Linked DNA regions of Homo sapiens: region 2 is linked to region 1. A link is a loop called in an ENCODE intact Hi-C map of the cell type or tissue named here. Cell type or tissue: breast epithelium. All regions are shown on one strand. Links, peaks and the distances in the headings refer to the core of each region. The heading gives the core; the rest is flanking DNA.

Region 1 (6,486 bases), core at 448-5,447:
CCCATATAATTTGACAACTTAGATAATAGGGGTCAATTCCTTGAAAAGCATAAACTACCCCAATCCACTAACCATAAAATAGATAATGCGAATAGATCTCTAACTATTAAGCAAATTGAATTTGTAATTTTAAAACTCCAAAAAAGGGCCTGGCGCGGTGGCTCACGCCTGTAATCCCAGCACTTTGGGAGGCCGAGGTGGGCGGATCACAAGGTCAGGAGATCGAGACCATCCCGGCTAACATGATGAAACCCCGTCTCTACTAAAAATACAAAAAGTTAGCCAGGCGCGGTGACGCCTGTAGTCCCAGCTACTCGGGAGGCTGAGACAGGAGAATGGCGTGAACCCGGGAGGCGGAGCTTGCAGTGAGCTGAGATGGCGCCACTGCACTCCAGCCTGGGCGACAGAGCGAGACTCCGTCTCAAAAAAAAAAAAAAAAAAAACTCCAAAAAAGGAATTTTCAGTCCCAGATGGTTTCAATGAAGGATTCTACCAAGTATTTAAAGAATTAACACCAATTCTATGCACTCCATTCTGGAAAATAGAAAAGGAGGGAGCACTTTCCAGTTCATTTACTGAAGCTGGTATTGTCCTAATACAAAAACCAGACAAAGACAGTACAAAAAAAATTAAAGATTAATACACTTATGAATATAGATGCAAAAATGCTTAATGCGATATTAGCAAATATCATTCAACAACATAGTAAATGAGTGAAATAGCATGACCAAATAGGGTTTATTGTATGAACACAAAATGGTTCAATATCATAAATCAATCAGTGTAATCCATCAAATCAACAGGCTACAAAATAAAAATTATATAATTACATCAATTCACGTAGAAAAAGCGTTTGACAAAAGTAAATATCCACTTCTGATTTTTAAAAAACTCTCAAAAATAGTAATGTAGGAGAACTTACTTAACTTTATAAAGAGCATCCATAAAAAACTTGTAAAAACGAGGAAGAGTGTTCACTCTCACATTCTTATTCAACATAGTATTAGATTTTTAGCCAGTGCAAAAAGGCAAAAATAAATAAATAAATAAATAAATAAATAAATAAATAAATGGCATACAGATCAGAAAGGAAAAGTGAAAACTGTTCTAATTTGTTATTGACAAGCTACAAAATAAAAACAACTTCAAGAAATAATAGGTGAGTTCAGCAAGGTCACAAGCTACAAGATAACAAATATCAAATGTATCTCCGTATTTTCTAACAATGAACATATAGGCACTAAAAGTAAAAATACAATACCCTTTACATAGCTCAAAAATGAAATGAAATACTGGGGCGTAAATTGAACAACATATAGAACTTGTAAGCTAAAAACCAGACAACATTGTTGAAAGAAATTAAGAAAGATCATGAATGGAGAGATGTATCAGGTCCACAGATTGTAATACTCAAAATAGTAAAGATGTCAATTCTTAAAAGATACCAATTCTTAAAGATGTCAATTTAAGAATTGACATCTTTAGTGTGTTTCCTATCAAAATATCAGCAATATTTTTGTAGATATAAAATATTAACAGAAAATGTATTCCAAAATTTATATGGAAAGGCAAAGAAAATAGCTAAAACAATTTTGAAAGAAAATAATAGAAATAAAGAAAACAGTCTTCAAGCTACAGTAATCAAGACCAGAAATAAAGCCTAGAAATAGACTCACATAAATATGCCCAAATAATTTTTTACTAACATAGAAAAGCAATTTAATTGAGGAAAGATAGCCTTTTCTACAAATGGTGCTGGACCATTTGGACTTTGGATTTCCATATGCAAAAAAACCCCACACACACATACACACACACACACACAAACACACACACACAAACCCTCAAACTAACTCGTATTTTATACAAAAATTAACTCAAAATGAATTACAGACTTAATGTAGAAAGTACAGCTATTAGAGTTTTAGAAAAATAGGAGGACCAGTCTTTGGAATCTAGCTTTAGGCAAAGAGTTTATAGTCTCGAGAAGAAAGGCACATTCATAATAGAAAAAATTAATAAATTAGATTTCATAATTTAAAAGTTTGCTCTGTGAAGACCTTGTTGAGAAGGAAAAAAAAGACAAGCTACAGAAAGCAAGAAAACATTTGCAAACCACATATGTGATACAGGACTAGTATCTATAATATAAAAAGAATTCTCAAAACTCAGTAGTACAAAGCAAACAATGAAACTAAAACATGAGCCAAAAAAGCGAGGGTACATTTCACCAAAGAATACATACAAATGGCAAACAAGCACATAAAAAGATGTTCAACATCATTAGCCTTTAACGAATTGCAAATTATAACCACGATGAAATATCATTAAATACCTACAAGTATGGCTAAAATAAAACTAACAACATTGTCTTTCTGTACTTAGATTTTTTCACTTAGTACAGTGTCTTCCAGTTTCATTCATGTGGTTACATATAACAGGATTTTCTTCTTTTTAAAGCCTGAATAATATTTCATTGTGCATAGAAATGTGTGTGTGTGTGTGTGTGTGTGTGTGTGTGTGTGTGTGTGTTTATCCATTCATCCATTCATCTGTCAATGGACATTTAGGTTGATGTCATATTTTTTTCTACTGTGAATAATGCTGTAATGAACATAGGAGTGAAAATATCTTTTTGGAATACTGATTTCATCTTTCCTTTGGATATATACCCAAAAGTGGGACTGTTGGATCTTACAGTAAATCTCACTTCTATGTAAAATCTGAAAAAGTTGGACTCATAGAAGCAGACAGTACAATGGTGGTTGCCAGGGGCTGAAAGTGGGGGAAATGGAGAAATATTGGTCAAAGGCACAATGTTTCAGTTATGCAGGACAAATAATTCTAGAGATCTAATATATAGCATGGTGTTTATAAGAAATAATAATGTATTGTATATTGAAATTTGCCAAGAGATTAGATCTTAAATGTTCTCACCACACCCACACACACACAAAAGGAATTATGTAGGGTAATGAATATGTTCATTAGCTTGGTAGTGGTACCTATATCAAAACATCACGTTGTATACTTTAAACGTATACAATTTTTACTTGTCAGTTATGCCTCAATAAACCTGAAAAAAGGGCCAGGCGTGGTGGCTCACGCCTGTAATCTCAGAACTTTGGGAGGCCGAGGCGGGCGGATCACGAGGTCAGGAGATTGAGACCATCCTGGCTAACAGGGTGAAACCCCATCTCTACTAAAAACACACACAAAAAAATTAGCCAGGCGTGGTGGTGGGCGCCTGTAGTCCCAGCTACTCGGGAGGCTGAGGCAGGAGAATGGCGCGAACCCCAGGGGGCGGAGACTGCAGTGAGCCGAGATCACGCCACTGCACTCCAATCTGGGCTACAGCGAGACTCCGTCTCAAAAAAAAAATACATAAATAATAAAAATAAATAAATCTGAAAAAAGTAATGACAACATCAAATTCTAGTGAGGATAAAGAGAAACGGATTCACTCAGACATCATTGGTGGGAACGTAAAACAATACAGCCATTTTAGAAAACAGTCTGGCAGTTTTAACAATAATTAAACATGCAATTTTCATGTAACCCAACAATTTCACTCCTGGGTATGTATTCCAGAAAAATGATGATGTGTGTTCCCACAAAAAAATGAACGAGAATGTTTATAGCAGATAATTTCTAATAGCCTCAAACTGGAAATAACACAGAAGTCATTCAACTAGTGAATGATTAAACAAACTGTGATACATCTATGCCAAGGGAATAGTACTTAGCAATAAAAGAAAATGAACTACACTGATACATGCAGCAGCCTGGATACATATCGAGATAAATATCCCAATGAAATAAAGTTGATGGCAAAAACTTACATGGTATATGTTTCTATTTATAATACTCTTGAAATTACAAAAATATGAAAATGGAGAACAGATTAGTGGTTGCCAAGGGTTAAGGAGGGGGCAAGGCAGTAGGGAGTAGGTGTGACTATGAAGAGGCAACATGAGGAAGCTGGTGGTGACAGACATGTTCTGCATCTTGACTGTATCGATATCAATATCTTGTCACTGCATGATATGGCACTGCATTTTTGCAGTGTTATCACTGAGGGAAAACTCAATTGGAGTATATGTACTCTCTCTGCATTATTTCTTATAACTATATGTGAATCTACAATTATCTCAAAATAAAAGTTTAATTTAAAAATTGTGTCTGTCAATGTTTTCTTGAAAATCAAATGTGACCGTATCTATGAAAACTCTTTATAACTTGTAAAGCACAGATACGTGTTAAGTTACATATATATGCACATATATATAACATAAAAGTTTTTATATATATATGTATGTATAACATTAAGCTTTTTCTTTATAGGTATTTGAAACTGGTATTTCATTAGTCAATTGCACTCAGTGCATTTTCAAGCATTTGTTTGCCAGGTTCTCCAATGTCCATGGAAAGAGAAATAGTTAATGAGGGTGCAGGCCTGATTCTAATTATAATGAGAGACAGATAAAAACACTCCTGGGTTAACACACACAATGTGGCCTTTGTGCTTGAGAATATTGCTGCCAACAAGATAATTAACTATCAGTGATGCAGCAGTGAATGGATTCCAAAATTGGCCTCAAAAGTGATGGCTGGAGATCACTGGCCAACTATTGCAAAGATTACATAAGAGAATGCTTATAAATGATTAAACTTAGTCCCAACTATATAGTAGGTATACAACAAATGTTTGTTGACCAAATGAATGCCAAACTACTGGTATACAACAAATATTCGTTGACCAAATGAATGCCAAACTACTAAATAAGTGGTAGCAGTCTGCACTGCAATTAAATCTGCACTAGAATGTCCTGCAGACACCTCAAATTTATCATGTTCCTCCCAGAACTGGCACCTCTGCCTCTGTAATCAAACCAGACACTTCTCTGGCATTCGTTTTTTAACAAATGACACCAGCATCTACCGACATTAGTTCCATCATGCCAGCAAGCTTGAGGTCGTTCTAGACTCCTCTTCCATACCCAAACTGGAAATTGAGTACTTAGCATCTCCTTAATTGTCCACCTTCCCCATCCTCACTAACTCTGGCTTCCTTCCTTTGTCATTTCTCAACTGGGAAATTTCACATTGCCTCTGTCTTCAATGGTCAGAGTGACTCATCTTGTGGAAAGCTGCCCCGATCAGATCAAATCAAATATTTTTATGATAACATTAATAACCGTTTATTGAGCTCTTACATTACTATACACTATGCTAAGCTCCTTTCATACACTAACTGTGAGGGTGGTTTAGAAGGTATTTTGATTGCCTTCCCAAGTGAATCTAACCCATTCCCACCCCTTAACCTCACATAATTTTCCTTCCTGGATTTCCTTCCATATTTTGTTCAAGTGTTTTTTCACTGTGTATCCACATATCCTAGAAAAAGAGCCTCTTCCCTGAACATTTCAGAGGATAAATATTAATTAGTTTGGGCCAATCGTGCCGTTTTGCTAGCTTTGACATCTAGAGGTTAAGACATGGCAATTCTGGCCAAATAAGAGGAAGTGTGCTGATAGTGGGTAAATAGGAGAAGAGTGGATTCTGACAGAATTTTGTTGCTTTTAACAAGAGATGCATAACTTTCATTTTTTTTTCTGTTCAAAAATACACTTGATTACTTAGAATGGTTATAGATTTACAGAAAAATGGAAAGACAGTACAAAGAGTTCCCATATACCTCCCACCCACTGTCCCCTATAATTAACATCTTAACTTTCCCTTTGAGGTCTATTGACATGGCTGTATGAGGAGATGGTTGGATCCCCTGTAGCCATCTAGCAAACATGAAGGTAACGCTGAGGGCGAACACCAACATAGCACAAGAAATGTGTTTACGGCCTCACCACTACAGTATAGCAGAGCTTGAATTCAAGCCATATGTAATTCCAAGATTATGTTTTGATTATGTGATTCTTATCACACAATATTGCATTTATTCATCATTTCACTATCTCCTCTCCTAGACTGTAATTTCCTTATGGGTAAATTTTATACAGTCTAATGTGATTTCTTCCAGTACAAGAACCATATATTTTCATATGACTGGACATAATATCAGCGCAAGTAAACAGTATGCCAGTATGCTTTAGAAATACTGCTTTATCTCCCTTAGCAGGGGACATTCTGGTGGTCCCTCACGGATTTGTTTCACTCTTTACCCCAAATAACAGACATAAGGTTTGTATGAGATTGACTACACCCCTAGCTCTAGCAATCACAATTGGCCCAAGTCAGTCAAGATAATTCCAACCTTTTTTCTGACATTTTTAGTTTGAAGATCATAATATGATGAAGGATGATACAATCAATGTGAATTTTTAATTAATGGTTGAGGTGAAAGTAATCTCTTCCACCTAGAAGTGAAGAAGATCTGGAGCCCTAGAAATCACTGGCAGCTTTCTTCTTGCCATTCCTACATGAGGGAAGCCAGCTTAAGTATGCAGAAAACACACAGAGGAAGTAAAG
Region 2 (6,486 bases), core at 816-5,815, 76 kb before region 1:
ACAGAGATCTTATCTGGCCCAGAAAGCCTAAAATATTTACTATCTGGCCCTTCACAGAAAAACTTTGCTGACCCCTGTTCTAGAGGTGTTATTTTAATAACCTCATTGGCAGAATCTGGAGAGACTTCACTTTGGCCAAATGTGAATATGTAGTCAATTTTTTTTCACATATGAGAAATACAATTTGAAAAAATTTAAATATTAACTGCATAATTACTTAGCTTTGTCCTTAATTCACTAAAACGTCCAGATGAAATGTTGATTCATCATGGATAATTTTATTTTACAATTCCTAAATATCTATAAAAACAGTCGTATTTGCTAATTTCAATTCCTTTTTAGCCTAAAGGAAACACAAAAACAGAAATCCCCTTAAGTTTATGTGTGGCACTGACTGAAGAAGATTCTAGAAATCCCCAGTTCAATGTCAGAAACCAAAGTTTTACTTTCTCCTAAAATTTCCTGTTATTTCTTTAGAAGACTTACACTTAAAAAATTTGAGGGGGAGGAATTCTTGAATAACATCTGTCAATCTTGAAACTTCAAAGAGGTGGTGAAAAACTCTAACAATAGCAACCAGGGCTGGAAGGAAGCTTTGGGATGTGGCTTTATCTAAACAGGAGCCACCCACACCCTCTGGCAGTATTAACCCTTGGGTTGCTACTAGAAAACCCAACAGCTGTTGGTGTAGGTACAAGCCAGCATCTCCTTTAGTCGAAGACCAACAGGAAATGCTTCTTTTCATCAGCCGCCAGTTACAGAGAAACTCATAAACTGAACACTTACTAAGTTCCTGGCTGTGTGCTAAGGATTTTATAGAATATTTAAATTTAATTGATAGAAAAACCCTATGAGGTAGAAACTGCTATTATTATAAACCCCATTTTACAGATAGGGAAGCTAAAGATCAGACAGTTTAAGTAATTTTCCCAGATGATAAATTTAGGCAACAGCAAAGCTGGTATTTACAATGAGCATTGCCTGATTGGAGAGACTTCTGATCTCAACCCCATACCTGATCTCTAAACTTCATATTGGTGAGAGCCAACTAAGAATGGCAATGACCTTAGGCTGGGTGTGGTGGCTCACACCTGAAATCCTAGCACTTTGGCGGGAGAATCACTTGAGCCTAGGAGTTTGAGACTAGCCTGGGCAACATAGTGAGACTGTCTCTACACAAACTTAAAAAAAAAAAAAATTAGCCAGACACTGTGGTGCTTCCTGTAGTCCCAGCTATTACGGTGGCTGAGGCAGGAGGATTACTTTACTTGAGGCAGGAGTTCAAGGCGGCAGCACACTATGATCCTGCCACTGCATTCCAGCCTGGGTAACAGAGCAAGACCCTGTGTTTGTGCGGGCGGGGATGGGGGGGTAGGGGTTGCGGGGGAGGGGAAGAATGACTTTATATAAGCTCCCAATTTGATAAAGTGTTTTTCTTTAGTGTAGCCTGGACTAAGTGATTTTACAGCCATCCACCGACTGACATTGGCAATTCTTGTATAATGTGTCTAAAGGAGTATATTTTGGGTATGGGGATTATATTCCTTTGTTCTGAACTAAGAACCACAGTTTAGTAGTGTCTCTGTAAATATGCATCTTTTTCCTGCCAGGAAATAAAAAGTTTTATGTGAAGGAGAACCCCCAAATCTTTTTCTTTTCTCAGAGCCTATTCTCATGGCCTAGATCTTAGCAGAGCTCAAAACATAATTGTTGCACTATTGGGACCTTCCATGAATAGTAATAACATTGAACCAGATATAGCTCTGAAGGGCATTAAAAATAAGGGTGGAATTTATCCAAGGCCCATAAAAAAATGAGGCTATAATAGTAAACATTTTTAGCCTGGGTTCCATAAATAGAGTTCAGTGGGTCTGTGAATTTGAATGGGCAAAAATTGCATCTTTTTTTATTTTCTCTAACCTTTAATTAAAAATTAATATTTCCTAGTATCAGCTGTACCTATGAGTTTGTTGTTGCAGACGTCTCAGCATGTGACTTACGCTCACCATTTAGACATTTCAATTGTTTAGATCTGCTGCTATTGTTATTTAAAGCATTATTATAGAAACATATATTACTATAACACAAATTCATTTTTAAAATATTTGGTCATTGTATTTCAATGTAATTGGTTTTCTTTGAAATACTCCATGTTCTATTTTATGCATTTAAAAAACATCACAGTGAGAAGGGGTCCACAGGCTTCCCTACTTCAAGAAGTCCATGGCACAGACACACAAAAAGGGAAGCTCCCTTGGCAGAGTGAAGGCATTTGGGCTCTAGTCTCTTTTCCAGGACTTGCTAGAGCAGGAATTTTGAGATTGATGGGTTTCTCTAGGAAGTTGGTAACTAGTGCCAATGGGAGATCTGCCTGGCTTGATTTGTTGTGCTGCACATGGACAACTGTGGATGCTGTCGGAGCTTCTGTGGAGTGGGAAGGGAGCTCCGCAGTGTAGAATTTGAGGAGAAGCCCTCCTTTGAAATCTTGTAACAATAAGAAAGATAACTCATATACGATGTGCTTTGTTGGGTTAGGCACCGGACAATTTATTTTGTAAACATGATCTACTTTATTTCTCCAATAACCCTATGTATGAGTTAGATTCTCTTACCCCCGTTTTACAGAGGAGGATACTGAACCTTGGTTGCTTCTACAACATTTTTGTCTACTTAGTAAATAAGTATTCTTGTTAAGTAAAAGTTGTTCCTAGTAAGTACTCAATAAATGAATGCTGTCCTTTTAATGTTATAATTAACATGACTTGAGACAGGAAGTTCTTCCTTCCCCTCAGCTATCTCTCTTTAGCACAGTTTCCTTCTTTGGATCTCAGCCAGTTGCATATATACTCTCGCTTTAGGTGAACATGCTGGCATGTGAACATCCTTGCGGCTAGAGCTTCACTGCCAACTTCACAAGAATCTCTCTTGGCATCTGAGGCTCATTAGTGCACTAATACACCAAGGTGTGCGAAAAACTGTCATCCACGTCCCTTTCTATTGCTCGGATAAATTAGTATCCCACTAAATGTTCACCCTAAACTCCTTTACCGAGTGGAGGAATTGCCAAACTACTTCAAATATTAAAGTAGGAGCCTATCTCCCAAATTCAGCTATGTTGATTTGCTTTTTATCAAGACACATTAACTGATCCACATAGGATTTTATTTACCAAGTTGGCCTTAATTTAATGCTTTTATTTTTTTAACCAAGTGACTTTTATTTAAAATAGTGGATTAGGGAGGTTCAGTTTTAAGTTCCTTTTAGGAACTGGTGTCGGCATAACAAAGGACATAAAAGAGGCTGAGAGCAACGTGTGTGTGCGCGCACGCGCGTGTGCATGTGTGTGCGCACATGCATACTCAAGTTATAAGACAAATTGTTTACTTTTCAATCACTCCAAAGGAAAGTATACCACAGGATTTCCCCTTGAGGTTTTCTGCCAGTTTGTATTTTTTTTTATGGCATACTAACATTTATCTTTGGAAGACAGAAAAAAAAAGAATTTGACATTTGTCTTTAAAAAAATATTTATGTAACAAGACTCTGACATTTGCAAATGGCTCCTTATTTGCAACTAAGTCTGGCCTCTATGAGTGACAGAAGTGACTGGAAATTTTCAGAATTATTAAATGGATCTCACAGTTCATTGTTAAGGAGATAGCTTGGTGGTATGGAAAGAACAAAAGCTTTGAAGCCACTCAGATGATTAAAAAAAAATGGGGGGAAGATATGGTGCCTCACACCTGTAATCCCAGCACTTCGTGAGGCTGAGGTGGGAGGATCACTTGAGCCCAGGAGTTTGACACCAGCCTGGGCAATATATTGAGACCCTGTCTGTATAAAAAAAAAAAAAAATTAGCTGGATGTGGTGGTGTGGGCATGTAATCTGAGCTACTTAAAAGGCTGAGGCAGGAGGATCACGAGCCCAGAAGTTCAAGACTGCAGTGAGCTATAATGGTGCCACTGCATTTTAGCCTGGGCAACAGAACGAGAACATCTCCCCCTGCCCCCCCAACTCCCCCCCCCAAAAAAGTTAGCCCTCTCTTCCTCTTTCCTTTCTCCTAAGGGTATTTAAAATAATATACTTGGCCCAAGAGCACAGTATGGCCCTCAAAACTAGAGAAATTACTCTGATTTCTCTCTTGTGAAAAAGAATTCATTCCAAAATAAAACACAGATACAGAAAAGTGCATAAAACAAGTGTCTGGCTTAGTGAATTACTATAAGATCAACACTCTTGTAACCACTGGTCAGGTCAGAAAATATAATTTTGCTGGCCACCCCAGAAGTCTGTTCATGTTCCCCAACTCAATCGGAGATCCCTCCCTTCCTCTAAAAAGTAATCACTATTCCTGGCTTTTATAGTTATCATTTTCTTGAGCTTTTAAACTTGTTTTATCATCCAAGTATGCATCTGTAGTCGTCTTGCTACTAATATGACTGAATACAAATGGCAAACCTTGCTTTTTTGCAGAATTACTGTTTTAAAAAAACTTCCTACAATAAAAACACCAGAATCTTTAAAAAATGTTTAATCTGAATTAATCAAATCATCAGACAAATCTACAAAGTGCCTTTATAAAGTACATGAAATGGTCTGACCTATTCAAATCAAAGTCAATGTCATGAAAACCAAAAAAACACACTGTAGAGGCAAAACAATCAATTTTAATGTGTTGTCCTTGACTGGATTCCGAATTTAAACAATAGACCCATTAACCTTGAAGAAATCTGAATATGGACTGTACTGTATATATATTTAGATGTATATATGTGAATGTATCTGTGTCTTAGTATCTGTATACACACACACACACACAGAAAGAGAGTGAAAGCTAAGCACTCACATATATGCTTCATATTGCAGAGTTCAAAGATCTTGCCATCATTTTCTGTACCTTTAAAAATTTTGTTGGCATGTTACATAAAGAATAACTTGTCACCTCGTTATTCTAAGTGTGCCCGCAGACCAGCAGTCATCAGCATCCCCTGGGAACTTACTGGAAATGCAGAGTCTTAGCGCTGTCCTCAACTAACTGAATCAGAATCTACATTTAAAAGTTCTCTCAGTGATTCATTTACACATTCAAGTTTCAGAGGTAAATTTTATTCTTGCTAAACAGTTTAGCAAAAATAAAGTTAAGTTCTTTGGTACTCTGCCATAGAGATGCTTTCCTCCTACAAAAAATTTCTTAGTGGAATTGTTTGCAAAGCTCTGGTACAGCTGTATTCAGCACTAGCCAATGAGAAAATGGCCCATGATAATTTTCTAGTCAATTAACTGGTGGAGGAGTGTAGAATGAGATATGCTTCCCCATCCATCATCCTAGTAAAAAGCACACCAATTTAGGCAAACAATAAAAAGTCATTTCAATTAAACAACAAAAGGACAGTAAGCTCACTAGCAATGAAGGATTTAATTTAACTTCTAGCTATTGATAGCACTGTTTGACATTCTGGATATATTTTGAGAGTATTTTTTCCTCAAATGATGAAAGAAGTCTTCTCTCCAATCAATGTGGTTGTTTTATTCCAACTGCACATATTTCAGAACAAAGCTATTCGCCACCTCTCCTATCCCATGGCACAGTCTCCTTTGTATTATTTCCTTCTTATCTCTCTCCCAGATGGAAAAGCCTTGCATGTATTCTAATCCAGTATGATAATCTCTTTCTAGAATACCCATGAGAGGTAGAGGTGAAACCTCTGCCTGAAAATGTTATGGTAGAAGGACATCATTCCTTTGTTATCATTCCATAATCAAATCACAATATTTCTAACTGCAGATATATTGGGATAAAGTCTAAATATTGGGATATGTTTAAAATTATTCTTTACATTAAGTCAAATGTAGCCTCTGTGTGCTTCTATTATTGGTCCTTCTGCTGTTCTCTAAAGCAAAAAGTAACAAAATGAATCCGTTTTCTATGGGATGAGAACTATTAAACTCCTGCTGGATATGAAACTCACAACCCCTAGATCATTTCATTTTCAGGTTGAACAGCCATGTTTTCCTCGGTTACTTTTCAAGAGATACATTGATGAGACTCTAAAGTCTGACAGATTTATCAGACCCTAAAATCAGCCTGCCCAGCATATAGCGCCCAATAAATGCCAGGACCTTTTTTCTAAGGGTAAAGTGATCTGTTCTCTGAAACCACGCTTGCTATTTAAGATTCTTCATCATGTGTTTTGATAGACACAGATATAATACTTGGAATATAACTTGTGTAGCAAAGATTACAGCAGGACTCTCACCTCCTCTTCCACCAAGTGGAGTTTAAGGCTCCTGATGGTTTGTTCTTTCTGTTTTGTTTTGATTCTTTCAGCCAGATCATCCTGATTTCAAAATGACCTTAACTCACCTCTAAACCCTGGGGTCTTCATCACATGAGCAGATTCCCAGCCAGTGTTTTGACAAGTGCTCCTTTGCAATCGATTGTTTGAACCTATATGTCTGATTTTACATCTACCTGTCAAGTTTTA

What was found. Peaks named below come from ENCODE experiments on the same cell type or tissue, not always from the same donor. Only the 100,000 strongest peaks of a DNase experiment are listed, where the experiment ranks them.
Region 2: it touches region 1 in a loop (26-fold over the local background); 3 of 110 quality-filtered maps call a loop at or near these places.

What each region holds. Positions count from the first base shown.
Region 1 is chr3:30,585,322-30,591,807 of GRCh38, reverse strand. No RefSeq gene overlaps it. Among named protein-coding and RNA genes, the nearest start is that of TGFBR2, 18 kb to the left of the region's middle. In breast epithelium, for the core only: no CTCF peak of the experiment used is centred there; no DNase peak of the experiment used is centred there.
Region 2 is chr3:30,661,519-30,668,004 of GRCh38, reverse strand. All of the region lies in intron 3 of TGFBR2 (transforming growth factor beta receptor 2), which reads right to left. Among named protein-coding and RNA genes, the nearest start is that of TGFBR2, 58 kb to the right of the region's middle. In breast epithelium, for the core only: no CTCF peak of the experiment used is centred there; no DNase peak of the experiment used is centred there; H3K27ac peaks cover 1,126 bases.